Regions from separate parts of the Homo sapiens genome. Here regions 2, 3, 4, 5 and 6 are each linked to region 1. A link is a contact called in ENCODE Hi-C data. All regions are on one chromosome and are shown on one strand. The core of a region is the stretch at or near the end of the contact, and the rest is flanking DNA. Distances in the headings are between cores, read along the strand shown. Region 1 holds the start of DCLRE1C (DNA cross-link repair 1C). Region 2 holds the start of VIM (vimentin). Region 3 holds the start of TRDMT1 (tRNA aspartic acid methyltransferase 1). Region 4 holds the start of UPF2 (UPF2 regulator of nonsense mediated mRNA decay). Region 5 holds the start of DHTKD1 (dehydrogenase E1 and transketolase domain containing 1). Region 6 holds the start of STAM (signal transducing adaptor molecule).

Evidence for each region. A loop is a pair of places that touch in the nucleus more often than their neighbours do. Pooled maps may share reads with other maps.
Region 2: a map with no recorded cell type shows a loop between it and region 1 (8-fold over the local background). The contact joins the promoter of VIM here to the promoter of DCLRE1C in region 1. A Hi-C loop is called at or near these places in 7 of 37 single-sample maps with no recorded cell type and 13 of 50 pooled maps.
Region 3: a map with no recorded cell type shows a loop between it and region 1 (8-fold over the local background). The contact joins the promoter of TRDMT1 here to the promoter of DCLRE1C in region 1. A Hi-C loop is called at or near these places in 4 of 37 single-sample maps with no recorded cell type and 4 of 50 pooled maps.
Region 4: a loop to region 1 is called in a map with no recorded cell type, with 11 times the contacts of the local background. The contact joins the promoter of UPF2 here to the promoter of DCLRE1C in region 1. A Hi-C loop is called at or near these places in 5 of 37 single-sample maps with no recorded cell type and 9 of 50 pooled maps.
Region 5: a loop to region 1 is called in a map of naive thymus-derived CD4-positive, alpha-beta T cell, with 8 times the contacts of the local background. The contact joins the promoter of DHTKD1 here to the promoter of DCLRE1C in region 1. A Hi-C loop is called at or near these places in 1 of 168 maps with a recorded cell type or tissue (naive thymus-derived CD4-positive, alpha-beta T cell), 1 of 37 single-sample maps with no recorded cell type and 6 of 50 pooled maps.
Region 6: a loop to region 1 is called in a map of naive thymus-derived CD4-positive, alpha-beta T cell, with 6 times the contacts of the local background. The contact joins the promoter of STAM here to the promoter of DCLRE1C in region 1. A Hi-C loop is called at or near these places in 1 of 168 maps with a recorded cell type or tissue (naive thymus-derived CD4-positive, alpha-beta T cell), 3 of 37 single-sample maps with no recorded cell type and 7 of 50 pooled maps.

Annotation. Positions count from the first base shown.
Region 1 is chr10:14,952,352-14,956,507 of GRCh38, forward strand. It overlaps DCLRE1C (DNA cross-link repair 1C), which reads right to left and starts at 1,745. Exons shown (of 14, transcript NM_001033855.3): 1 at 1,551-1,745. The coding sequence starts at 1,659. It also overlaps a transcript of MEIG1 not described here. RefSeq lists enhancers at 382-1,110, 1,111-1,838 and a silencer at 1,857-1,936.
Region 2 is chr10:17,225,646-17,229,490 of GRCh38, forward strand. VIM (vimentin) reads left to right here and starts at 2,596. Exons shown (of 10, transcript NM_003380.5): 1 at 2,596-2,879; 2 at 3,631-3,845. The coding sequence starts at 3,778. It overlaps VIM-AS1 (VIM antisense RNA 1), which reads right to left. Exons shown (of 3, transcript NR_108061.1): 1 at 3,700-3,845. RefSeq lists a silencer at 1,075-1,289.
Region 3 is chr10:17,200,022-17,204,017 of GRCh38, forward strand. TRDMT1 (tRNA aspartic acid methyltransferase 1) reads right to left here and starts at 1,651. Exons shown (of 11, transcript NM_004412.7): 1 at 1,550-1,651. The coding sequence starts at 1,613. RefSeq lists a silencer at 1,289-1,348.
Region 4 is chr10:12,041,538-12,045,270 of GRCh38, forward strand. It overlaps UPF2 (UPF2 regulator of nonsense mediated mRNA decay), which reads right to left and starts at 1,272. Exons shown (of 22, transcript NM_015542.4): 1 at 1,218-1,272. LOC105376416 (a long non-coding RNA gene) reads right to left here. Exons shown (of 3, transcript XR_930666.2): 3 at 2,262-2,424. RefSeq lists enhancers at 180-269, 1,440-1,689 and silencers at 790-839, 860-999.
Region 5 is chr10:12,066,772-12,070,495 of GRCh38, forward strand. DHTKD1 (dehydrogenase E1 and transketolase domain containing 1) reads left to right here and starts at 2,183. Exons shown (of 17, transcript NM_018706.7): 1 at 2,183-2,416. The coding sequence starts at 2,263. RefSeq lists silencers at 2,209-2,258, 2,359-2,518.
Region 6 is chr10:17,642,702-17,646,594 of GRCh38, forward strand. It overlaps STAM (signal transducing adaptor molecule), which reads left to right and starts at 1,450. Exons shown (of 14, transcript NM_003473.4): 1 at 1,450-1,678. The coding sequence starts at 1,639. STAM-DT (STAM divergent transcript) reads right to left here and starts at 1,217. Exons shown (of 1, transcript NR_110370.1): 1 at 1-1,217. RefSeq lists enhancers at 404-1,052, 1,053-1,702, 1,125-1,194, 1,345-1,464.

The DNA.
Region 1 (4,156 bases), core at 495-2,994:
TGAGGTGGGTGGATCTACCTGAGGCCAGGAGTTCGAGACCAGCCTGGCCAACATGGTGAAACATCATCTCTACTAAAAACACAAAAATTACCTGGGTGTGGTGGTGCGTGCCTGTAACTCCAGCTACTTGGGAGGCTGAGGCACGAGAATCGCTTGAACCCAGGAGGCGGAGGTTGCAGTGAACAGAGATCACGCCACTGCACTCCAGCCTGGTGATGGAGACTCCACCTCAAAATAATAATAAAAATACAAACATTAGCTAGGCATGGTGGCTGACTCCTGTAGTCCCAACTACTTGAGCAGAGAGCATGTGCCACACTGTACTCCAGCCTGGGCGACAAAGGGAGACCCTGTCTCCAAAAAAAAGAAAAAGAAGAAGGAGATGCTCAAAGACGTGCACGATGCGAATACGGCAACGCACGAGAAGAGGTCCAGATTTTCCCATTAAAGAGAAATCACTGGTGGCTTTGTGGAAAAAAAAAGCAGAGACATTTCGCAGAAGCAGTAACTTCAACGATTTATAGTCCAAGTGATTGATTCCACACACAAAACAACATAGCTGGCCTTCACACCAACCCTGTGAGGAAAGGCTGTGTTTGGATACCTGTAATTTACTTTAAAATACTTTCCTACTGCGCAGGTACAGATAGGTTTGTTACGCTGATTGACTCCACAGGGTAGTGGGAGCTTCCTGCTCCAGCACGCTGCAAGGCCACACAGCAGGAGGCAGCAACTCCAGTGATTCCGTTTATCATTTTCTCCAATTAACACTAATGGCTGGGCGAATTAGCACAATGAGCATTAAAACTGTTTTCCCTGGTAAAAGTTAGTGACTTGTTAGCACAATAGAAGTGAAAATGAACAATGGTTGTCAAGTTAGCGGTATTTAAACTCTGGAACTTAGCTCCAATCTCTGCTTGGAGCATCAGCGACACTCTAACCTTAATCCCTAAATCGGCCCAGCTGTGAAAGGATCCAGCTGTGAAATCATAGTAGCTTTTCAGGTTGCCTGATACCATCTAGAAGGGAAACATCCCTCCAACCTAAACTAGAACGAAACTTTCATATTGGATACGGACAGAACACCCAAAGGCCAAGGAGCTTGCACTTCGTGGAGCTCTTAGGCGGGCTGTTCCACAGTTGTGTGTGTGTCTGAGTCTCCTGCTTGCTGACCAATGTTTGAGGGTGTGGTCAAATGGATCTGAAACTTGTTTTCTTCATACATGGTAGCGAGGCTCTGAGGGAAGTACTAACCCTCGCCAATCTCTGATCATCGGCCACCAGCAAAGCTACCAAGAGAAACTACTAGCAGTGCTTGACCAAGCCGGCCCGGGGCGCAACTGGCAGGCGCCGTTACGCCGCGTTGACCACATCCGAAAATAGATGAAGCCTTTGAGAGGCTGAAGAGCCCGACTGGGACAAGGCGTGTGCTGGCCGCCCCCTCGCTGGCTTCCCACAGGCTGCAGCTCCTTGCTCCAGGGCCGGCCCCCTCCTGTCCTCTCTCCAGCCCCCAGCGCCCCGGGAGCGGGCGACGCGCAGCCCTCACTCACCTTTGTGGCAGTGGGACAGGAAGTAGGCGCGGGCCCTCAGGTTCTCCCTATCGAAGCGGTCTATGGAGATAGTTGGATACTCGGCCATCTGCCCCTCGAAAGAACTCATAGCGCCGCCGATCCCAGAGTCCGGGACCCCAAAACCGCAGCTGAAGCCAAGGCCAGCCCTGACCGCGCCGCCACTTCCGGGAAGCCGCGCGCTGCCTCGCCATTGGGCGGCCGAACGCAGCCACGTCCAATCAGAGGAGTCCGGAGACCGGGGGCAAAGTCAAGGAGCATCCGGTCGGGTTCTAGGCGCCCGCTGCTTGGGTTTAAATCACCCGCGCTTCGCTGCACGCGATGGGCCCTGAGCCCTGCCCAGTGCAAGGCTCATTCCCGCCCAACAAACACAGGTGTTGCTCTGGTAAGGCGTTGCCCATGTCTGTGGAGGTGCAGTCGCGGGAAGGGAAATCGAAACTCCCAGAGCAGGTGGCCCCAGCCGACGAGGTGAGTGGGCTGCGGAACTGCGCTTAGAAATCATTCTTCGTTCCGCTTCCTGCTTGTCTGCTGCTAGCCTGAAACCCGAGCTCAGTTCCCCGCCCTCTCTCTTCTGTTCCCAATTTCTAACCTTGTGGGATTACCGTGAGGGTTGTATGAGAAAGTTTGTATCTGACTCATGGTAGATTCAGGAACTATTAATTCCCTCTTCCGTTTATATAATCTACAAACTGAATAAATCATCTCTGCGTGATCTTGGGGCAAATAAGATCCCAATAATGCCTTCGCTGCTGGCCTCTCCCCTGGGCCCCCACCTTTTTGAGCTATACTTTTAGGAAGTTAGAATGATGTACTTAAAAAAAGAAAAATGGCAGGAAAGGTCTAAAATTTTTTAACAACCAAAGCAACTTTATGAAAAGGTTTGTTAAACCTTTTATTGTATTTCCTTTATTGTATTACAATAAACCAAATAATCACCATGACATTTATTGTGCTCCTTCCTATCAAATCTCCTTAGTATAATTAAACACAAACAACCCAGAACACTTTCGCTTTATTTTATTTATTTATTCAGTTGGGGTCTAGTTCTATCGCCCAGGCTGGAGTGCAGTGGCGTGATTTCGGCTCTCTGCAACCTCCGCCTCCCGGGTTCAGGCGATTCTCCTGCCTCAGCCTCCAGAGTAGCTGGGACTACAGGCACGCGCCGCCACGCCTGGCTCATTTTTATATTTTTAGCAGAGACGGGGTTTCACCACGTTGACCAGGCTGGTCTCGAGCTCCTGGCCTCATGCGATCCGCTCGCCTCGGCCTCCCAAAGTGCTGGGTGAGCCATTGTACCTGGCTTTCCAGGCCTCCATAACACTTGAAGTCCCACTTTGTGCACAGCACTGTGACAAACCTTCGGGTAGCATTCAATCTATCTGGCGACAACATGTTTGCAGAATATGGCAAATAAATGCTTCCACAGAGACGCAAGGTAACGTGAGAACAAATCCAGGAACAAAGATTTCTGACCAGGGAAATCAGGAATCAGAATGCCATCCCAGCCCACCTCAGTGGCTCATGCCTGTAATCCCAGCACTTTGGAGGGCTGAGGCAGGTGATCACCTGAGGTCAGGAGTTCAGGACCAGCCTGGACAACATGGTGAAACCCCATCTCTACTAAAAATACAAAAATCGGCCGGGCATGGTGGCACACATCTCCAGCTACTCGGGAGGCCGAGGCAGGAGAATCACTTGAACCTGGGAGGCGGAGGTTGCAGTGAGCCTAGATCATGCCAGTTCACTCCAGCCTGGGCAACAGAGAGAGACTCTGTCTCAAAAAAACAAAACAAAACAGAATGACATCCCTAGTGAATGTCAGCTTGTGCCTGTAGCCATGATACTCAGAGTTCTATTCAAATACAGATTTCCATGAAATCTTGAGGAGGGGGAGGAGGGGTGACATGGAAAGGTATACACAACATAATCACTAATTGAGGTAAAATATCCTGCTAGTATACTACTGGCAACACCTTTGATGGTTTGTCTTAGAACACATGGGAACAACTGCCCTGGCAGGGTTATGGAGACCTAACAACAAATTCTGCTGTGAGTCTAGTGTCCGAAGAATCTCACGGTAGAGCTCCAGGAAAGGCAGGTCAAGTTAATGCTCGTGATCTTATGTATTTGCTCACTTATTTATCTCCTCCTCTTTCCACAATGGATACAGTACAAACAAAGGGAAATAGAGTCAGGACAAAGAGAAAGACAGGATAGAAAATAGGCAAGATAGGTAAGCATAGCCCAGACCAAACCTAGTGAATCAGAAACTCTGGGAGAGTGGGGCCTGGCAGTTTGCAGCTTAACACACCTTCTAGGTGATTCTGATGGACCCTAAAGTTTGAGAACCACTGGATTCGAGTCTAAAGAACATTCAGGGCCAGTGTGGTGGCTCATGCCTATAATCCCAACACTTTGGGAGGCCGACGCAGGTGGATCACCCGAGGTCAGGAGTTCGAGACCAGCCTGACCAACATGGGGAAACCCCGTCTCTACTAAAAATAAAAAAAAAAATAGCCAGGCATGGAGTCAGGGGCCTGTAATCCCAGCTACTCAGGAGGCTGAGGCAGGAGAATTGCTTGTACCCA
Region 2 (3,845 bases), core at 1,346-3,845, 2.3 Mb after region 1:
ATCTTGCAGGAGGGTGTGAGTGCATCAAGTTAAATTAAATATATACACAGTGTCTGTCATTCAGTTGGCATCGACATTACCTATTATACTATTTATTATTATTACCTGTATTTCCATGGATTTTAGGTTTTGCTATGGTTTTCATGCTCTCAGTGTACCCTCCTTCTTCTTTCTAACATTCCATCCAAACAGTCCTGCTAGATGCTGTTCTCTTGGCATGGCTAGCCAGCTTTCCCAAAGCCTCCATAGGCCACTAAGCTTCTGTCCACACGGCTGGCTGGTCCGTCAGTTTAAGTCACCCAATTCAACTGACATCATGACAGCTTGCAAATTCCAAAATCACTGTTGGTAATTTAGATGTGGTAGTGTTTATGCCTGGCCTATGAATTATACCACCACGTCTTTATTTATATGCAACTTGCATCATGCTGTGTTGAAAGCAGCTTCCCAGTCCAGCACTTGAAAATACTTCTCAGATAGGTTTTCATAGCAATTAAAAAATAAACACAAAACCCGGGAAAGCTATGTCTGTGTACCCAAAAGATACCTAAGAACACAGTAGCATAGAGAGCAGGCTGAGTTGTCTCACTCAAGGATGTGAGTTCAGATTCATTGATCTCCCTGACTGAAAACTATCACCCATTGATTGAGGCACTGTATATCTTATCTCAGAATGAAATGAATTCTTAAGTCTCATGAATTCTACATGAATGAATGAAAGTGTTTCTGCAACTTTCACTTCTCTTGCAGCCCACCAAAAACAATGGCATTTTCTAATAGGAAAAACACATTGAACGCTGTATATGTGCGTATGTATATGTGTGTGTAGTACATACATATACTTTATTTTGAGACAGGTTCTCACTCTGTTGCACAGGGTGGAGTGCAGTGGTGTGCACAGCCTACTGCAGCCTCAATTTCCCAGGCTCAAGCAATCCCCCTGCCTTAGTCTCCCAAGTAGCTGGGACCACAGGTGTGCACCATCACGCCTGGCTTTTTTTGGTTTCATATATATATGTTGCCTAAGCTGGTCTCAAACTCCTGATCTCAAGCAATCCTCCTGCTTTGGCCTCCCAAAGTGCTGGGACTACAGAACACCTACACTTTTATACATTCTATATGCATCAAACAAACATATGTCTGTGACAAGAGAGCAGCCTATCACAGCCCAGAGACTTCAGAATGGGGACAGGTTGGAAGGAGGAGCTACCTATCCCTGAGATGATGAAGAGGACCAGTGCCCATTCCAGGAGACATCACCGCAGCCCTGAGGAATCGGCTATGGGCACCAGCAGGGCACAGTGCCACACCTCGCCAATGCCTTGTCCTCCTTTTCCATAGTGAGTCAGTCAGCAAGCGTCGCATTGCCCTGGGATCGGCACTGCACGTAGAAGTGAGTTCCACACTCTCTTCCTCCCATAGGGAGATCACTTTTCTCATTCTAAGGGTTCCAGGCACACTCACAATGGTGGCATTTGCTGAGCAGTGGCTTGAATAAAGGGCTCTCAGAAAGCAAGATGTAACTCAGAGCATAGGCTTGTCCTCCAGGGCACCCAGCCCCAGGAATGCTCTTGGGGAATGACCTGCAGCCTCCCAGTGAAAGAGAGAATAAAAGAAAGCCCCAGCAGGCGAGCTGGGCAGTAGAGAGTCCTGTAATTCCACCTTGGCAAGCACCATTTGCAAGAACGAACTGGGATAAGGTAAACAAAATATTGCCTAAAAGAGGCTTGTCCAAAGAAGTCAGAATACGCTCTTCATTTACCTCTAAATTATGTTTCTTAAATACCAAGTAACCTGCAGTACCCCCTGCCGCCACCAAAAAAAAAGAGAGAAATACTTTTTTTTCTCCTATCCACTGCAGAATCAATTTTACAGTGGTTCTGCAGTTAATCCTTTCAGTACACCATAAATCTAAATACTCAAAAAAACCTGTGCCTTTTCAATTGCTACTAAATCACGAGAAGACTGATTTACATAGTCTCCTTTTATCTCCCTTGGCGGGTAAGTACTCAGCTCTGCTCGTTACTAATATTGAAACAACAGCCCTTGAATTGAGTGATTTCCCTAGAAAGGTTAAGGTGACCGAATCTGAACACTCCCTCCATGTCTTGGACACGAAGTTTTTTGCTGCGTAGACAGTTTTATCCCCCTCACCCCAAGGTCAATTGCACGAATTCTTTTGGAAAACAGGACCTATGGCATTTCCCAGACAAATCACCGTGAACCCTGTACTGTGCATTGCTGTCCTAAAATTAACACATAAATCTATTGCCGCCAAAGATTCTGTCATTTGTGTTACATAATTGCCTTTCATTTGAACTCATTAATCAAATTGGGGTTTTTAAGCAACACCTAATTAATTCTTTAACTGGCTCATATTATACCTTTAATGACTTCCACCAGGGTAAAAACCACTGATCACTGAGTTCTATTTTGAAACTACGGACGTCGAGTTTCCTCTTTCACCCAGAATTTTCAGATCTTGTTTAAAAAGTTGGGTGTGGTTTCATGGGGGGAGGGGGAAGAGCGAGAGGAGACCAGAGGGACGGGGGCGGGGACTCTGCAAGAAAAACCTTCCCGGTGCAATCGTGATCTGGGAGGCCCACGTATGGCGCCTCTCCAAAGGCTGCAGAAGTTTCTTGCTAACAAAAAGTCCGCACATTCGAGCAAAGACAGGCTTTAGCGAGTTATTAAAAACTTAGGGGCGCTCTTGTCCCCCACAGGGCCCGACCGCACACAGCAAGGCGATGGCCCAGCTGTAAGTTGGTAGCACTGAGAACTAGCAGCGCGCGCGGAGCCCGCTGAGACTTGAATCAATCTGGTCTAACGGTTTCCCCTAAACCGCTAGGAGCCCTCAATCGGCGGGACAGCAGGGCGCGGTGAGTCACCGCCGGTGACTAAGCGACCCCACCCCTCTCCCTCGGGCTTTCCTCTGCCACCGCCGTCTCGCAACTCCCGCCGTCCGAAGCTGGACTGAGCCCGTTAGGTCCCTCGACAGAACCTCCCCTCCCCCCAACATCTCTCCGCCAAGGCAAGTCGATGGACAGAGGCGCGGGCCGGAGCAGCCCCCCTTTCCAAGCGGGCGGCGCGCGAGGCTGCGGCGAGGCCTGAGCCCTGCGTTCCTGCGCTGTGCGCGCCCCCACCCCGCGTTCCAATCTCAGGCGCTCTTTGTTTCTTTCTCCGCGACTTCAGATCTGAGGGATTCCTTACTCTTTCCTCTTCCCGCTCCTTTGCCCGCGGGTCTCCCCGCCTGACCGCAGCCCCGAGACCGCCGCGCACCTCCTCCCACGCCCCTTTGGCGTGGTGCCACCGGACCCCTCTGGTTCAGTCCCAGGCGGACCCCCCCCTCACCGCGCGACCCCGCCTTTTTCAGCACCCCAGGGTGAGCCCAGCTCAGACTATCATCCGGAAAGCCCCCAAAAGTCCCAGCCCAGCGCTGAAGTAACGGGACCATGCCCAGTCCCAGGCCCCGGAGCAGGAAGGCTCGAGGGCGCCCCCACCCCACCCGCCCACCCTCCCCGCTTCTCGCTAGGTCCCTATTGGCTGGCGCGCTCCGCGGCTGGGATGGCAGTGGGAGGGGACCCTCTTTCCTAACGGGGTTATAAAAACAGCGCCCTCGGCGGGGTCCAGTCCTCTGCCACTCTCGCTCCGAGGTCCCCGCGCCAGAGACGCAGCCGCGCTCCCACCACCCACACCCACCGCGCCCTCGTTCGCCTCTTCTCCGGGAGCCAGTCCGCGCCACCGCCGCCGCCCAGGCCATCGCCACCCTCCGCAGCCATGTCCACCAGGTCCGTGTCCTCGTCCTCCTACCGCAGGATGTTCGGCGGCCCGGGCACCGCGAGCCG
Region 3 (3,996 bases), core at 401-2,900, 2.2 Mb after region 1:
ATCTCTGAAAAGCAATTTGCTATCCTCTCTCTCAAAAGCCTTAAAAATTCTGTTTTTCACTTAGTAACTAGCACACAGTTAAGTCTTACTGTTGAATTAATTCCAACAGTTAGTAAACATGCTTAAAGAGAAAATCGGCATTATGCTCAAGAATGTAACTGTAGCACACTGTACTTGCAAAAAAACTGAAGAATGATCTAAATATTCGACACTTAAGGAATGGCTGAATTACAGCTTATGATAAAGTACTAAGCAATTCATTAAGGAGTTTCAAGATATGGGAAAACGCGGACATTATATCACTTTAGAGAATTAACAAAGAGTAAATAGTACTAGAGTTTTGCTTTGATGCTGCTAAGTTTTAAAATGAGAAATAAAGATAGCCGGCAAACAAGTACTAAAAACTTAATGATCATTAACCTAGTCTAGAATTGAAACTCAATAAATCTGCTCAAAAAACTTATACGCTAAACCCATTAAATATTGTCTGTATCTTACAGTTACTCTTGTTACTCTTGGTCCTAAATAAGGAAGCAGGGAAGTTTCAGTTCGGTGGTTGTCTTAGTAATTTAAGAATAAACATGCACCTTCAAAGCCTGTTTGTCATTCTGTATCCCCAGCTCCTAGCACAAAATCTGGCACAGAATAGGAGCTCAATAAATAATTTTGAGTGAATATCACCAAAAGTAAAACTTTCAGTTCCAACTCAGCATGAAAGAAATCAAAAACCTCAAAATCAAAGACGTGCATAAAAGTAATAGTTTGCTTGATAATATCTCGTGATGTCGTTTTAAAGTAATAGTGATAATAATGTATAATATTTGGAGTGGTTACAATGTATCAGGCACTAACAAGCACTTGACAGACTTTAATCCTTATAATAATCATTCTCTTTTAAAACCAGGAAACAGGTTCATCACTGTTCACGAAGTAGCCCAACGTCACACTGCCACCAAGCTGGAACTCAGTTCTCTGGCATCTAAACGCAGAACTACAGAAGACACGTTTCTTTCCAACGATCAGACGTCCAAGTTCTTCAAGCTTCCTCTACCATCCTATTTAGCATTCGCAAACTTCTACCTTGAATTGTAGCTATTATCCCTTCCAAGATCCATCTCTCACCAGGGGAGCCCCTGACACTCCCTCCCTCCCCAGCTGGGAAGCCCCCCAGGATGAAGGACCGAGTCTCCATGCTTCTCGGTGGCTGCACACTTAGAATGGGGGCTTGGCACCAGGCGAGGGTCTCGCCCCTTTGATACCCTTTGAGGTTGATTTACTGCCTTGCGAATCCCGACTCCCAACTGGGCCCTTTGAGGCGCCATGTGCGGCCCCTCGAGCCAGACTCGGCGCCAGGAGAAGGGAGTCAGCGTCTGGAGGGGTGGACACGGCGGCGCGCAGGAGCTGTTTCCAGGACAACCGAGGGCCGCCCCACAGTGTCCGCCCCACAGTGTCCGCCCCTTGCGTCTCGCCGCTCCGCCCCTTCCCGGCGCGGGTGCTCCAACCAGCCCCCGTGAGCGAATAGAGAGAGGGGTGCTAGATGGACTCTCACCTCTCAGCGCGTGGTGCATGCCGCCCACGCCGCTGTATAGCTCCAGCACCCGCAGGGGCTCCATCCCCGCGCCTCAGCCGCCGCAGCCCCGGAGCTAGGCCTGCCGGTCCGTCGCTCCTCCTCCCTCCATCGCGCCGCTCCCTCAGCCTCTGGTTCCGCGGCGTTTCAGTTCCCCCGTCTCCTACCGCTCCAGGCTCAGGGCTTCAGAGGGCCTCGCGGCCTGGGGATTGGCAAGGGTCTAGAGGGGAACAAAGGACGGAAAACAATAAGGCTTCCCGAATGAATGGCAGCCACTCTGTAGCCTGATTTACGCTCCATTTCCTTCTTTGGTGTCAGGGGCCTTGATTGGAAAAGAAATCCAGAGTTCAGTAAAGGGGAGAAAACTGCCTTGGTTTCCAAGTGAATTAACACTGGTTAGAAGCCAGAAAAAAATCATTTTTCAGACAAGCTGCTTTTCTGTCACTTAGAAGCCTGAACATTCAAACATTCTTTCCACAGTGTGCCTTGTTTCCTGCCTGCCCTGGGTCAATAGAGAGAAATTAGACCAGCCTCTCCCCTAGAGAAGATTCCAGAATTATAAGTAAGGACACAAGTCCACTCGCAGCAGAGAAAGCCCTGTGTGCGTGCTGATAATACAGAGGATGTTTGTTGTGTCTATTAGTGGGGTTAATTATGTTTTAGCTTGGAAATTACACCTACATAGAATACACAGTGAATATCATGTAGGATTATTTATGGGTCTTTAAGTGCTATGGCCTTGATTCCTCAGGATGATCCAGTAACCAACTGTTAGAGGCTCATGTTGACGAAAAAAGCCAAACTCCGTAAAATGTTTGAAGAGGTTTATTCTGAGCACAAGGTGAGGACCGTGACCCATGACACAACCCCACAGGGTCCTGACAACATGTACCCAAGGTGGTTGGGCTACAGCTTGGGATTATATGGTTTTAGGGAGACATAAGGACATTAACTGGTATATGGAAGGTGTACTTAGTTTGGTCCATAAAGATGGGACAACTCAAAAAGGGGAAGGATTCCAGGTTACAGGTGGATTCAAAGATTTTCTGATTGGCAGTTGGTTGAAAGAGTTAAGTTGTGACCTAAAGACCTGGAATCAATAGAAAGGAATGTGTCTGGGTTAAGATAAGGTGGAGACCAAGGTTCTTATTATGTAGACGAAGTCTCATACGTAACAGGCTTCAGAGAGAATAATTGGCAAATGTCTCTTATCATGTGTAAAAAGATGCCAGACTCTTAGTTAAATATCTCTTGGATCAGGAAAAGACCTGGAAAGGGAAAGGGAGTCTCTATAGAATGTAGATTTTCCCCACAAGAGATGGCTGTGTAGGGCCATTTCAAAAAGTGTCAAAGAAATTTATTTTAGGGTAAAATGCTTTGATTTAGGGCCTGCTATCTTTCATGTGATGCTATACTAGAGTCATGTTGGAATTTTGGTATCTTATTGCTAAGAAGAGTCTGTTATGTCGGTATGAAGATCTCTTGTTTTAATAATAATACTGGTCAGTTGTGCCTGAACTCCAAAGAGAGGAAAGTATAATGAGGCATGTCTGACTTCCCTTTCCCAGCATGGCCTGAACTAGTTTTTCAAGTTTCTTTGGAATCCGCTTGGTGGAGGTGTTCAATCAGTCAGTTGGGGGGAGCTTAGAAATTTTGTGGGGGGAGCGGTGTTTACAGTCAATTATAAATAAAAATAATGTACCCATATGGAGGATAGAAAATGTTCCCGTTGTGAAGTGTTTTTCTCTTTGTTCCCAACACTGCCACAGGTTTTTGTTAGGGGGAACTTGGGGGTACCACTTGTAATAACAATAACTGATTTGTTAGAAATGTTGCATGCCTGCTAATGTAATGCTGTTAACAAATAAAAGTATAACCACTGCATCCAAATTATAACATTCACTGGTTCCTTTTGATGTGGTCTATGAAATTAACTTTTTAAATTGTACATGTGCATTGGCCACGTGCTTTGCTTTTTGTTAGTCACTTTCAGATAAGAAGAGGTGTATGGTAGAAAGATACCAGATAACTCAGCTTTAGCCCTGGCGTTGCCAGTTAACTGATTGTGTGACTTTGAGATGACCCTGGTTTCCTCATCTGTAAGATAAAGCAGAAGGGAACAGAAAGAGATGGATTGTTGAGGGTGTTTTAGTTCCAAGAAATGAATTCATGGCTGAATTCAAATTAGAAAAAATGAGACCTGATTTGGCAACGTGTTAATTATTTATTGAATTTGAAATATGTAGAAAGAAGACTTGTTACCTGCTTTAAGCAAATGTACTCTTAAACTAACTCAGCTTACAGAAACCATGTACACACTGACATATGTATAATGCATGAAGCAAACTTTTTAAATATTTATTACATATAGTACCAGAAATAAACATCAGTACATAAAATGTAAAGGGAACTATATAGTCACAGTGATT
Region 4 (3,733 bases), core at 22-2,521, 2.9 Mb before region 1:
TTCCCTTTTAAAGACATTCCCTTGCAAAGTACCATATGGATTATGTATGAAATCCCAATCAGAGTGCTCCGAAAACACTCCAGTATGAGAGAATGCGGTTTTACCTTTCAATTCTCTTATTCAAAATGCTGTCAGGACAGAACAGCACAGGAACACTATCTCCCAGTTTCTGACTTTATTTTTTAAAGAACATCCTTAGTATAAAGGACGTATTAAGAACTGTTAGAAATTGTACCAGCTCACAAATGAGGAGACTGACGATGTTAAGGAACACCTAAGAACTATGGAAATGAGATAAAGCGTCAGCGAGGGTTTCACTTTGATCTGATGCATCGTTTCGTGTCGTGTAAGTCCTCTAAGATGAGCAAGAGAGCTGAAGGTCCGATCACCCCAGCGTGGACCCAGCTGGCTCTGCTCTGCCAACCTGGGGACCAAATATCCTGTGATCACTTCCTTAGTCCAACAGTCCTAGCAAGAAGAGAGTGCTTGGCGCCTTGAAGAGGTGAAGGTAAAGTGAAGAATCAACCAGCCTATGTGATTAAAAGGAAGTCAACCAAACAGCCCATGCCCACCATCCCCAGATACACCCCAAGCCCCTTCCCCTACACATACCTCTCCTACAAACCCCTGCTCTGGTGGTGTAGGAACCTCTAAACCCACCACACTTCCCCGACACAACTCCCCTTCCCACAGGTATCCACGGTCACCTTCGCGGACCATCGCTGCCCCAACCCCAACTTCTCGCCCCACACTCCCTCGCCACAGAAGCCTTCCCGGCCGGTCTCCCCACTCCGCAGCCTCCCACACACGCGCCCTCCCCACTTTCTCGCCCTCGCTTCCCTCCCGGCTCTCGAGGAGCTTCCCCCGACCTCCCCTCGCTCTCCTCCACGCCCCCGAACACTTTCGCCCCTCCACCGCGGGCTCCCCGCCTCCAGTCTCGAGGCCCGGCCCAGGCATGTGGGGCAGGCACCTCCTCCACCGCCCCCCAAGCATGGCCCGGCCCGGGGGCTCCCGCGTTGATGGGAGCCTCGGAGACAGGGGGTCTGAGGAGAACGACGCCGGACCCGCGGTCCCTCCACTGCTCGCCGACCCCGGAGAGCTGGAGTGTGGAGTCGCCTCTGGGGTCCCCCAGGGAGTAGGAGTCTAGGCCGGTGCCCCCCAGCCCCATTTCCTCCCGATCGTTGGAGCGGAGGGGAAGGAGGATCCCCGGGACTCACCTCGAGCCTGTTGTCAACATTAGCCCCGGGTTTCCCAGCACCAACTCCAGCGCTCGGGCTCTCCCCTCCCCTCCCCCCACCTATCTCGCAGCCGAGGGCCCGCCTTCCCTCAGCTCCCCCTCCTCCCTCCGCCCGCCAGCCCTCCCGCCCGCCACTCACCAGCGCGGCCGGGCTGAGAGTGGGGGCGGGGCGGAAGGAGGCGAGAGGGAAAAGGCCATCCGCGCGACTGCCCGATTAAAAACAGTCCTGATCGTCTTCCCTGCGGCATGCCGATGCCCTCAGCTTGACTCTGGGGTGGCGGGTCCGGGGCAAAGGCTCATATGAGTGCCATTCACTTAACAGCTCTTTCAAATTCCCCAGTCGATGAGAAGAGCGAATTTTTCAGACTGGCAATACGTAAGGTAGCCACTACCAGCACCTCAAACCAGGGCCCCAGCGGAGGGGTGGAGTGTTCCGAGGACCCGAGGCAGGAAGTGGATTGGTCGCCAGGAAAGGGAAAGCGCCTGAATTGGAGCTGCGCAGGCGCAGGCGCTTCGCGGGGGATGGGGGTGGGAAGCGCGAATGGGGCGGGGCGGAGCTCACGGGAGGCGAGGAAGTGTGGTGGAATAGTGGGAGGGTTACGGAGCGCCATTAAGGACAAGCCCGGCCACGTGATTCTCCTGGGCGTTTCCTGGTGCGAACCTAAGGAAGAGGTCTAAGAAGAGAAAGTTTGATTGGACTAATTCGAGGGGAGACGTTGAAGATTTAGAAAATTGGAAACTGGAGAAACTAAACCATATGGCTGGTTTGGGAGGTGGGAGTCGCTTAGGAATGGGTCTAGTCTTAAGAATGCCCTAAAAGACATCGAAAGTCCTGCGGGGGGATTTCCAGAAGCACTTCTAGGTGTTCGACGTAAAAACCACCCAGGGCGAAGAAGAATCAAGGCTTTTTCCATACACTTCTTAGAAAGTACCTGGTTCTAGCAAGCAAACTTTTAAAAATTACAGTGGCAAGACTTCCCTGAGTTATCAAATCACCCATTTTAAAAAAAAAATGGCTAGCGTCGACATTTCTTCTGAATGCGAACCCAGGCCGACTTTCAAAAATGGGTATCAGTTTATCCACACTGCTTATTTCCTCCTGAATTGCTGAAATGGTGCATCTGGCCTCGAAACAGTACTGGGTTCTGCCAACATGATCCGAGTAGGTGGCTCTGGCTGGTCCGGAGCTAGAGGAACAAGGGTGCGAAACTGGTCTTGACGTTTGCTTGACTTGAGGGGGCCCCACCTGGTGCCCAAGCCCACGTAATGAACTACTACCAACCACAAATACTTGAGGCAAGTCCAGGTTCCCTATGACTCAACCTTTGCCCATTTGCCTCTATTTACTGTTTGCTTCCCCATTTACTCTTAGCACGCAAATTATCCTCTCATACTGAGTGTTGCTGCTTCCTGTATTTAAAAATATATATTTTTTATACACTACACATAGGTCAGTCATTTAAAGGATAGTGAAAGAGAAAGATGAAGGCCGGGCACGGTGGCTCACGCCTGTAATCCCAGCACTTTGGGAAGCCGAGGCGGGCGGATCACAAGGTCAGGAGTTCGAGACCATCCTGCCTAACACGGTGAAACCCCGTCTCTACTAAAAATACAAAAAAAATTAGCCGGCCGTGGTGGCACGTGCCTGTAGTTCCAGCTACTCCGGAGGCTGAAGCAGGAGAATGGCGTGAACCGGGAAGGCAGAGCTTGCAGTGAGCCGAGTTTGCGCCACTGCACTCCAGCCTGGGCGACAGAGGGAGACTCCGTCTCAAAAAAAAAAAAGAGAAAGATGAATACTGCTATTCTGCAGCATTGATAAACAATTATGAGAACTGCCCCAAATACCATATTGGTGATAGCCACCCACGCTTCTCTTCAAGGTTTCCTTTTCCCATTTCATGGGATTACCTTAAGAAGCTTTACTTCTGGCTGGTGCGGTGCCTCATGCCCGTAATCTCAGTACTTTGGGAGGCCGAGGCTGGTGGATCACCTGAGGTCAGGAGTTCCAGACCAGCCTGGCCCCAATATGGTGAAACCCAGTCTCCACTAAAAATACAAAATTAGCCAAATGTGGTGGCGAGCGCCTGTAATCCCAGCTACTCGGGAGGCTGAGGCAGAAGAATCACTTAGAACCCGGGAAGCAGAGGTTGCAGTGAGCCGAGATAGCGCCACTGCACTCTGGACTGGGCAACAGAGTGAGACTCTGCCTCAAAAAAAAAAAAAAAAAGAAAGAAAAGAAAGAAAGAAAAAAGCTTTACCTCTTTGTTAATAAATATAATAAATCCTTCTCATCCTAAATCAAGTCAACCTTTGTCTTTAATCAGGTGTTAAAAGGAAATCACCTAAAATCAAAAAACAGGAGGGCCTTTTTGTTGAGAATTTGCTATTTCACATTTGTGATTTTAGTTCATCGCAATCACCATTTTATAAAAATAGAGTCAGATGAATTTACTATCACAAAACTAATAAGTATACTATCTAGTATTCTCAAATCTA
Region 5 (3,724 bases), core at 933-3,432, 2.9 Mb before region 1:
GAGCGAGACTCTGTCTCAAAAGGAAAAAAAAAAAAAGATTAGCTGGGCGTGGTGGCGCATGCCTGTAATCACAGCTACTTGGGAGGCTAAGGCAGGAGAATCACTTGAACCTGGGAGGCGGAGGTTGCAGTGAGTGGAGATCTCGCCATTGCTCTCCAGCCTGGGCAACAAGAGAGAAACTCTGTCTCAAACAAACAAACAAACAAACAAAAACAACAGCAACAAAAATTAGCTGGGCGTGGTGGCAGGCGCCTGAAATCCCAGCTACTCGGGAGGCTGAGGCAGGGGAATTGCTTGAACCCGGGAGATGGAGGTTGCAGTGAGCCGAGATTGCCCTACTGCATTCCAGCCTGGGCGACAGAGCGAGACTCCGTCTCAAAAAAAAAAAAAAAAAAAAAAAAGGAAAAAAAAGACAAGCCCTTGCAAAACCAGGTCCAAACTAGCAAGATGGGGAGGCCACCAAAGTGTGGACCTAAGGGGTCCCAGCTACAGTAGCTGTGCTGGATGACGCTCCTGTGCTTGCAGGGGGCACTTACATGTGCCTACATTATATAATCTATCATCCTGTGTGCTGAGTTCTATCTACAGCTAGACTGGGAACTAAGGGCAGAAACTGTGCCTTATTAATCTTTGTAACCCAGCAGAGTGCTTTATGAGTGTACTGGTTGAATGAGTAAGAAGGAGGATGTCTTGGGCTTGTATGTATAATATTCCTAGGAGTTTGGGGTATAGCTGCACAGCTTACTGGAACGAAGGATGACTAACCAGGTAAGGATGCAGACTCTCTCTCCTACCATACTGGCAAAGTTAAAAGTAAGCCACAGAAAAAAAATCATTTGGGAAACTCACTCAGAGACAGACCAACTAATCGTTCATGTCCAGTTTCTTTTGACTCTTATCCCTTTCTTCCCTGCTCCCTTTACCCTATTTCCTTCTTTCTCTCTTAATGTTTTTTGTTTGTTTGTGAGACAGAGTCTCGCTCTGTCGCCCAGGCTGGAGTGCAGTGGGCACGATCTTGGCTCACTGCAACCTCTGCCTCCAGGGTTTAAGCGATTCTTCTGCCTCAGCCTCCCGAGTAGCTGGGACTACAGGCACCCGCCACCACACTCGGCTAATTTTTGTATTTTTAGTAGAGACGGGGTTTCACCATAGTAGCCATGATGGTCTCGAACTCCTGACTTCGTGATCCGCCCTCCTTGGCCTCCCAGAGGGCCTCCCAGAGTGTTGGGATTACAGGCATGAGCCACTGCAGCCTGTTTTGTTTTTTTTTTTTTGTTCGTTTGTTTGTTTGTTTTTGTTCTGTTTTTTTTGAGACGGAGTTTCGCTCTTGTTGCCCAGGCTGGAGTGCAATGGCGCCATCTCAACTCACCGCAACCTCCACCTCCCGGGTTCCAGCGATTTTCCTGTCTCAGCCTCCCGAGTAGCTGGGACCACAGGCACCCACCACTACGCCTGGCTAATTTTGTATTTTTAGTAGAGACGAGGTTTCTCCACGTTGGTAAGACTGGTCTCGAACCCCCGACCTCAGGTGATCCGCCCGCCTCGGCCTCCCAAAGTGCTGGGATTACAGGCGTGAACCACCGCGCCCGACCTAATTTTTGTATTTTTAGTAGAGATGGGTTTTCGCCATGTTGGACAGGTTGGTCTCAAACTCCTGACCTCAGATGATCCTCCCGCTGTGGCCCCCCAAAGTGTTAGGATTACAGGCGTGAGCCACCGCGCCCGGCCTCTGTTAATGTTTCTTAAGAAAACAAAAAAATTAGGGGTATTGATTTTGTAGCTGCGCTAAGTAACCTTTGCTTTTTGCGTCCCTTGGTCTCAGTCCTAGCCATTTCCTATCCACCCTGTGGCTAATTTGTCCTTTCTGTAACAGACACCCTAGACTGTGTCTATGCGGTTGGGCAGAGGCGTGATGGGTAAACACTCCTGGCGGGAGACTACAGGCGCTGCAGCTACATCCTGTTTCGTACTGGGAGCAGGTGCCGCCCCGCGGAACACTTACTTGCCCCGCCCTGCGGTGGAGCAGGGCGGTCTCAGCCGCCGGAACCGCCCTGGAAGCCCGCCCCAATCCTGGGCGTCGCTTCGCTGTGAGTGCCGCTGCCACGGATTGGCTTCCAGGGTCCGGCCCGTCGGCCAATCAGGCGCGGGGGCGTTGTCTGGGGGCGGGGCTCCGGCCGCCTCTGACGAGTCCCGGATTTACCAGGGCCGGTGGGATCCCCTCGGGCTCCCGCCTTAGCATGCTGGCCGGGACATCTGGTGAACATGGCCTCTGCTACTGCGGCAGCAGCACGACGGGGCCTCGGCCGGGCTCTCCCTCTCTTCTGGCGTGGCTACCAGACCGAGCGGGGCGTTTACGGCTACCGGCCGAGGAAGCCCGAGAGCCGCGAGCCCCAGGGCGCCCTGGAGCGCCCCCCAGGTCGGGGATGGGGCCCGGGCGGTGGGAGCGGGGGCTGGGACGCAGAAGCCTCCCCTGGCCGATTTGCGGTGGGGTGTCGGGGTCGGGGAACCGGCTGCCGGCCTGAACGCGCGGCCGGTGGGGAGGAGGGGGAGGTGAGGGGAGCAGAGGGTAGGTGTGGGTGCTCAGTGTTGGGGTCATCCCCCGTCCATCCTCTGTAACTGAGGATCTTTGAGGTCCACGCTTGGGTGGTCTTCCCATCTTGCTGGTCCGGACCTGGTTTCGGAAGGGCTTTTCTTTCCTTTGTTGGAAACGTGTGAGAAACTCTTTTTTTCTTTCTCTTTTTGTTTCCTTTTTTTTTTTTTTTTTTTTTTGAGACGGAGTCTCGCTCTGTGGCCCAGGCTGGAGTGCAGTGCTGCGACCACAGCTCCCTGCAGCCTCGAACTCCTGGGCTCAGGCTATCCTTCCACCTCAGCGTCCCGAGTAGCTGGGGACACAGAGGGATGACCACGCCCAGCTTTTTTTTTTTTTTTTTTTTTTTTTTCATTTTTAGTAGAGATGGGGTCCCACCATGTTGCCCAGGCTGGTCTTGAACTCTTGAGCTCAAGCTGATCCTGCAGCCTCGGCCTCCCAATGTGTTGGGATTACAGGCTGAGCCACTGCACCCAGCCTAGAAAACCAGCTCTTTAATGAGGCGGAGCTGTGGGAGAAGTAAAGTTTTAAGGTCTCCCAAGGATACATTTCCAGGACCATCTCTGAGGCTTCTTTTATGTGAGCAGGTGGGGGGGTCCAAGACTGCATTGCTTGGGAGAAGTGGGCAGTTAGTTCCAGTCTTGGAAGACAGCATGATATTTATTATGTATTTGTCTCCTTGTAGCTAGTCTGTTACTTTAATTTCAGAGTTTAACTCTTAACTCTGCTGAATTTGGAACTATGTGCTGGTGGGGTTTCTTTCTTTTCCTTTTAGCCACTCTATTGACACCTTGATATGTGCTGGTGGTTTTAATGAATTAACAGTCATGAATATCAGCTTTTGGAACTTCTGTTGCATGCTCATTTGCGAGACTAATTTTGAGTATTTGGTTTACGCTCCAAAATTATTGTATCATTATTTATCCTCACGGAGTAGAAGATAAGTACAGATTGCTTATTAGAGGAAAATCATTTGGCATCTTTGATCTGATCATTAGATTAATGTTGAAGATCCCCTTCGGCATCTGGGCACCTGACCTTGGAATGTTCCATCAATCACACACTAGAACTTCAATATTTTGCTCTTCACTTCGGAGGGCATTTAAAATAAACCTCATATCTCTGTCTCTCTCTCTT
Region 6 (3,893 bases), core at 200-2,699, 2.7 Mb after region 1:
AAGGTTTTAAAAATTTTTTTACATGCTTCCAAATATTTCCCTTAGGAAGATTATACAGTATTTACACTTCATCCAACAGTATGTGAGTGTCTGACTCCTCACATCCCTGATTCTTTGCAATTTTTTTCTTTTTTTGAGACGGAGTTTCGCTCCCGGGTTCAAACGATTCCCAGCCTCAGCCTCCCGAATAGCTGGGATTACAAGCGCGCACCACCACGCCCGGCTAATTTTTTGTACTTTTAGTAGAGACGGGGTTTCACCATGGCCAGGCTGGTCTTGAACTCCTGACCTCAGGTGATCTGCCGGCCTCGGCCTCCCAGAGTGCTGGGATTACAGGCGTGAGCCACCGCGCCCGGCCGATTCTTTGTAATTTTTACCTAAATGACAAAACATTATCTAACTGCTACTTTAATTTGCACATTTCACTTTTAGAGGTGGGACTTCATTTTTAATGAATTTTTAAGCACTCTTTGATTACTATGTATTAATCCTGTGTTGACATGTCAATATTAGTTTCCACGCTACATTTGGAGATGCCGTAATTTGCGGGATAATTTCCATTTACGTACAAGATGTGCTTACTAAGTTTGTTCCAAGTGGGACGCAACATCTCTAGTAGATGCTCCTTAAAACTTCTCCATCACACAGAGAATAATTTTTATTGGTTAACTAAACTTATAAGTAAAATAAATAAACCAACATTTTGGGTTGCTAGGAATCACTCACTGATCAACTTTTAGCTCCAGTTTTTTTCTGTTTTCTTTTTTTTGCTCAGTCTAGGGAGGCTATCTTGGGCTGTGAAAGACATGTCACCAACCATCACAGCTGCTGAGTGATTGCACGGTTAGTCAGTAGGTGCCAACGCCCTGCTAGAAGAGCTGTCTGCAGATTCCAAAGCCGGGCGTTCAGGGACTCCCGGGAAGGAGCCAGCGTTACCTCAGCCTCTCCGAGGGACACGCGCGCCCTGAACACTCCCCTCTTGGGATTCAGGCCAATTCGTTCAGCTCCCATGACTTCATCCGAGCAAGTTTGTCACCTCACGCAGCTAATTAAACTGTTTACCTAGAAGATGATCCAAAGGAATTTCCATTTCCTTCCAGAGGGAATACAAGGTTATGATAACCGAGAGAGCGAGAGGAAAAAAGGCGCACAGCTCGACCCGAACTCAACCTGCTTTCTTTCTCCTGGCTCTCCCAGTCACTCCTGGGGTTGTTAGTAGGCTTCAGCACGCCTGAAGGACCCCGTCCTACGGAGACTCCTAGCCAAGGGAAAAGCAGAAAACACAAGAACTAATTCCACTCTTATGTGTGACTAATTAAAAGAGGAGTCAGGCAGAGGGGACTCCCTGTTCAGCCTTTACCGATGGGGCAGGCTCGGGGCAGCTTTGAGACAGGCAGCGCCAAGGTCGCCCAGATTCCCGACAAGCTCCGCGCGGGGGCTTCCTCGGCTCCTTGCTGTTGCCGCCGCCGCAGCTGCTGCCGCGGTTGGTGGGGTTGGGTGAGAGGAGGAGCTGTCGCGGACCCTGTAGAGTCGGTCTCTGTTGCTCTTTTTGCCTGAGGAGTCTTCCATCCTACGTCGAGCTCTGACTCCCGTGCTGTCGAGAGGGAGTCCCCGGGGACACCTCGGCACGCAGCGGAGATGCCTCTTTTTGCCACCAATCCCTTCGATCAGGATGTTGGTAAGTGTTTTTGCCTCTCCCTGCCCATTCCTCACCGGACTGCACGCTCACTCTGCCAGCCCCTGCCTGCATTCAGGACCCTCGGGCCAGGGCCAAGGAAGAGCTCGCTCTTCCCCTTTCCTGAGGCTCCCTCCTTCAGAGCTGGGAGGAGGTTGAGGGCTTGGCGCATCCTCTTTGAAAGAAATGGGACTCATCCTGTGAAATGGGCCTTGAGCTAGGACTGTAGGTTGCCAAAGAACTGCTGAATGGGTTGGTGTAAAGGGCCTGGGAGGAGCAGCTGGTGTAGCATCTGGTGCAGGGACTGTGCTTCTGGAAGAACAGCGAAGGGCTTAAGGCGTATGTTGGCTAGATTAGGATTGTAAACCCTGTACCAAAAGTGCTTGCCTAGACAAATAAATGTTGAGCGTCTGGAACTGGCAGAATGTTTTAGGTAAGGTTCCTTAGAGGATTTTAAAATCTTTTGTAACGGTAACTGAAGGAGGGAGCTCTGGTTAAGGGTAGACTCTCAAACATGTTAGGAGCGATGAAGATGAAATACTTGGCAACGACTGAAACCGAATTGAGGACCTGAGCCTTTGGGATGTCTCTCTTAGGCTAGGTCTCTGCACTTTAAAAGGTGTAAAGAAGTGTGGAAGAAGTTGTTGAATCTGGAAAGAGTTTGAAATGCTACATTTTTGTTGTTTTCTGAATCACTGGTATTAGGTACTGATGATGTCAATTCAATAGGTTTGCTTTTGGTTTTTAATTTTATTTTATTTTATTTTTTTCTGACTTGAAGATAATAATTATGGGAATTTGAGTTTCCGGGGAGAGAATTTTGGTTTAATTTGAACGCACGTAGGAACTACCTTGGCACACAAGTGTGGAATGAAAGCAAGCCAAATACCATTTCCAAATCCCTTATGGCAGAATGTAATCATTACTGTGAATAAGGACAACCTTATGAATTTACTTGTCTTTGTGTATTTTAATTATGAAAGGTGGATGTTGAATTTTTCTTTTTAAACTCTTCCTTAGAGCATGTCACTGAAACTTGGAAGTTTATATAAGAGTAGAAAAAAGTTCACTCCTTACCTCTGCCACTTCTCAGCTCACGGTGAAATCATAGGCAAGTTAAATTCTTTGAGTTCCAGTGTTCTTGTCTTTAAAGAGGGGAAAACACATCATTCCATTCTGCAGTTAAATAATATGTCTAGAGGGCCTGCTACAGTACCTTTATGTGGTTGGCACTTACTAGATGCTACCTTTTTTGTTCCACCTTAAATGAGTGTCCTGAATCTTAGCAGTGGACAGAACCTTGGAGATCACCGATTATACTTAATGAATTGGAAAATTGCATTTAATTTAATAAGCAGTTAGCACACACTACAGGACACAGCAGCTCAGTGACATAAGAGATACAGTGATGAGCAAGGCCTAGTTGCTGTTCTCAAGCAGTTTTACATCTCACTACATGAATCTCTAGGGGAAATACTTAAAACAGCTTCTTAATACTTGCTTCTTCTGTTTACAGCACCTTTGTCTAGTTTTCTTGGTCCTGTATAATTTAGCTAGCAACTACCCAATCACCTTTATATTCTACTGACTTTGTGAACACATATTTGCATTGGATTCAGGTAAATTTCTTAATGTCAAACCCGTTCCTAGTAGCTGTACCACCCAGTTCAAACACAGGCACCTTCTTGCCTTTATGCTTTTGTCCTACGCTTATGCTTTCTTTTATCTTTCAACATATCCTTGTGTGTTAAGGCCAACTCAGAATCCAACTTGTTACACCTGAGTCATTTCCTGATTACTGTAGCAAAGGGTTTCTCAGTAGCAACGTTATTGACGGTTTGGGCCAGGTAAATATCTTTGTCATAGGAGTTTGTCCTGTGCAATGTAGGGTGTTCAGCCTTATCCCTGGCCTTTATCCACTAGATGCCGGTGACACCCAGCCCCCACTCATGATTTTAGAAGTCTCAGGACATTGCTAAATGCCCCCTGGAAGGACAAAATACCTCCCAGTTGAGAACCGCTGCACTAGTCCACTCTAATTTCCACCTTCTTACAAAATCCTCTAACTTATTTTAGCATTTTTGCCTTTACCGAATTATTTAGCATTCAAGATAGTTTTATACTCCTTAATGAGAGGTTGCTACATAGGAGGTGTTTAATAATGTTTGTTGAGTTGAGAATGTGTCAGTTGAGCCTGCCAGACATTATACTTCTTCAG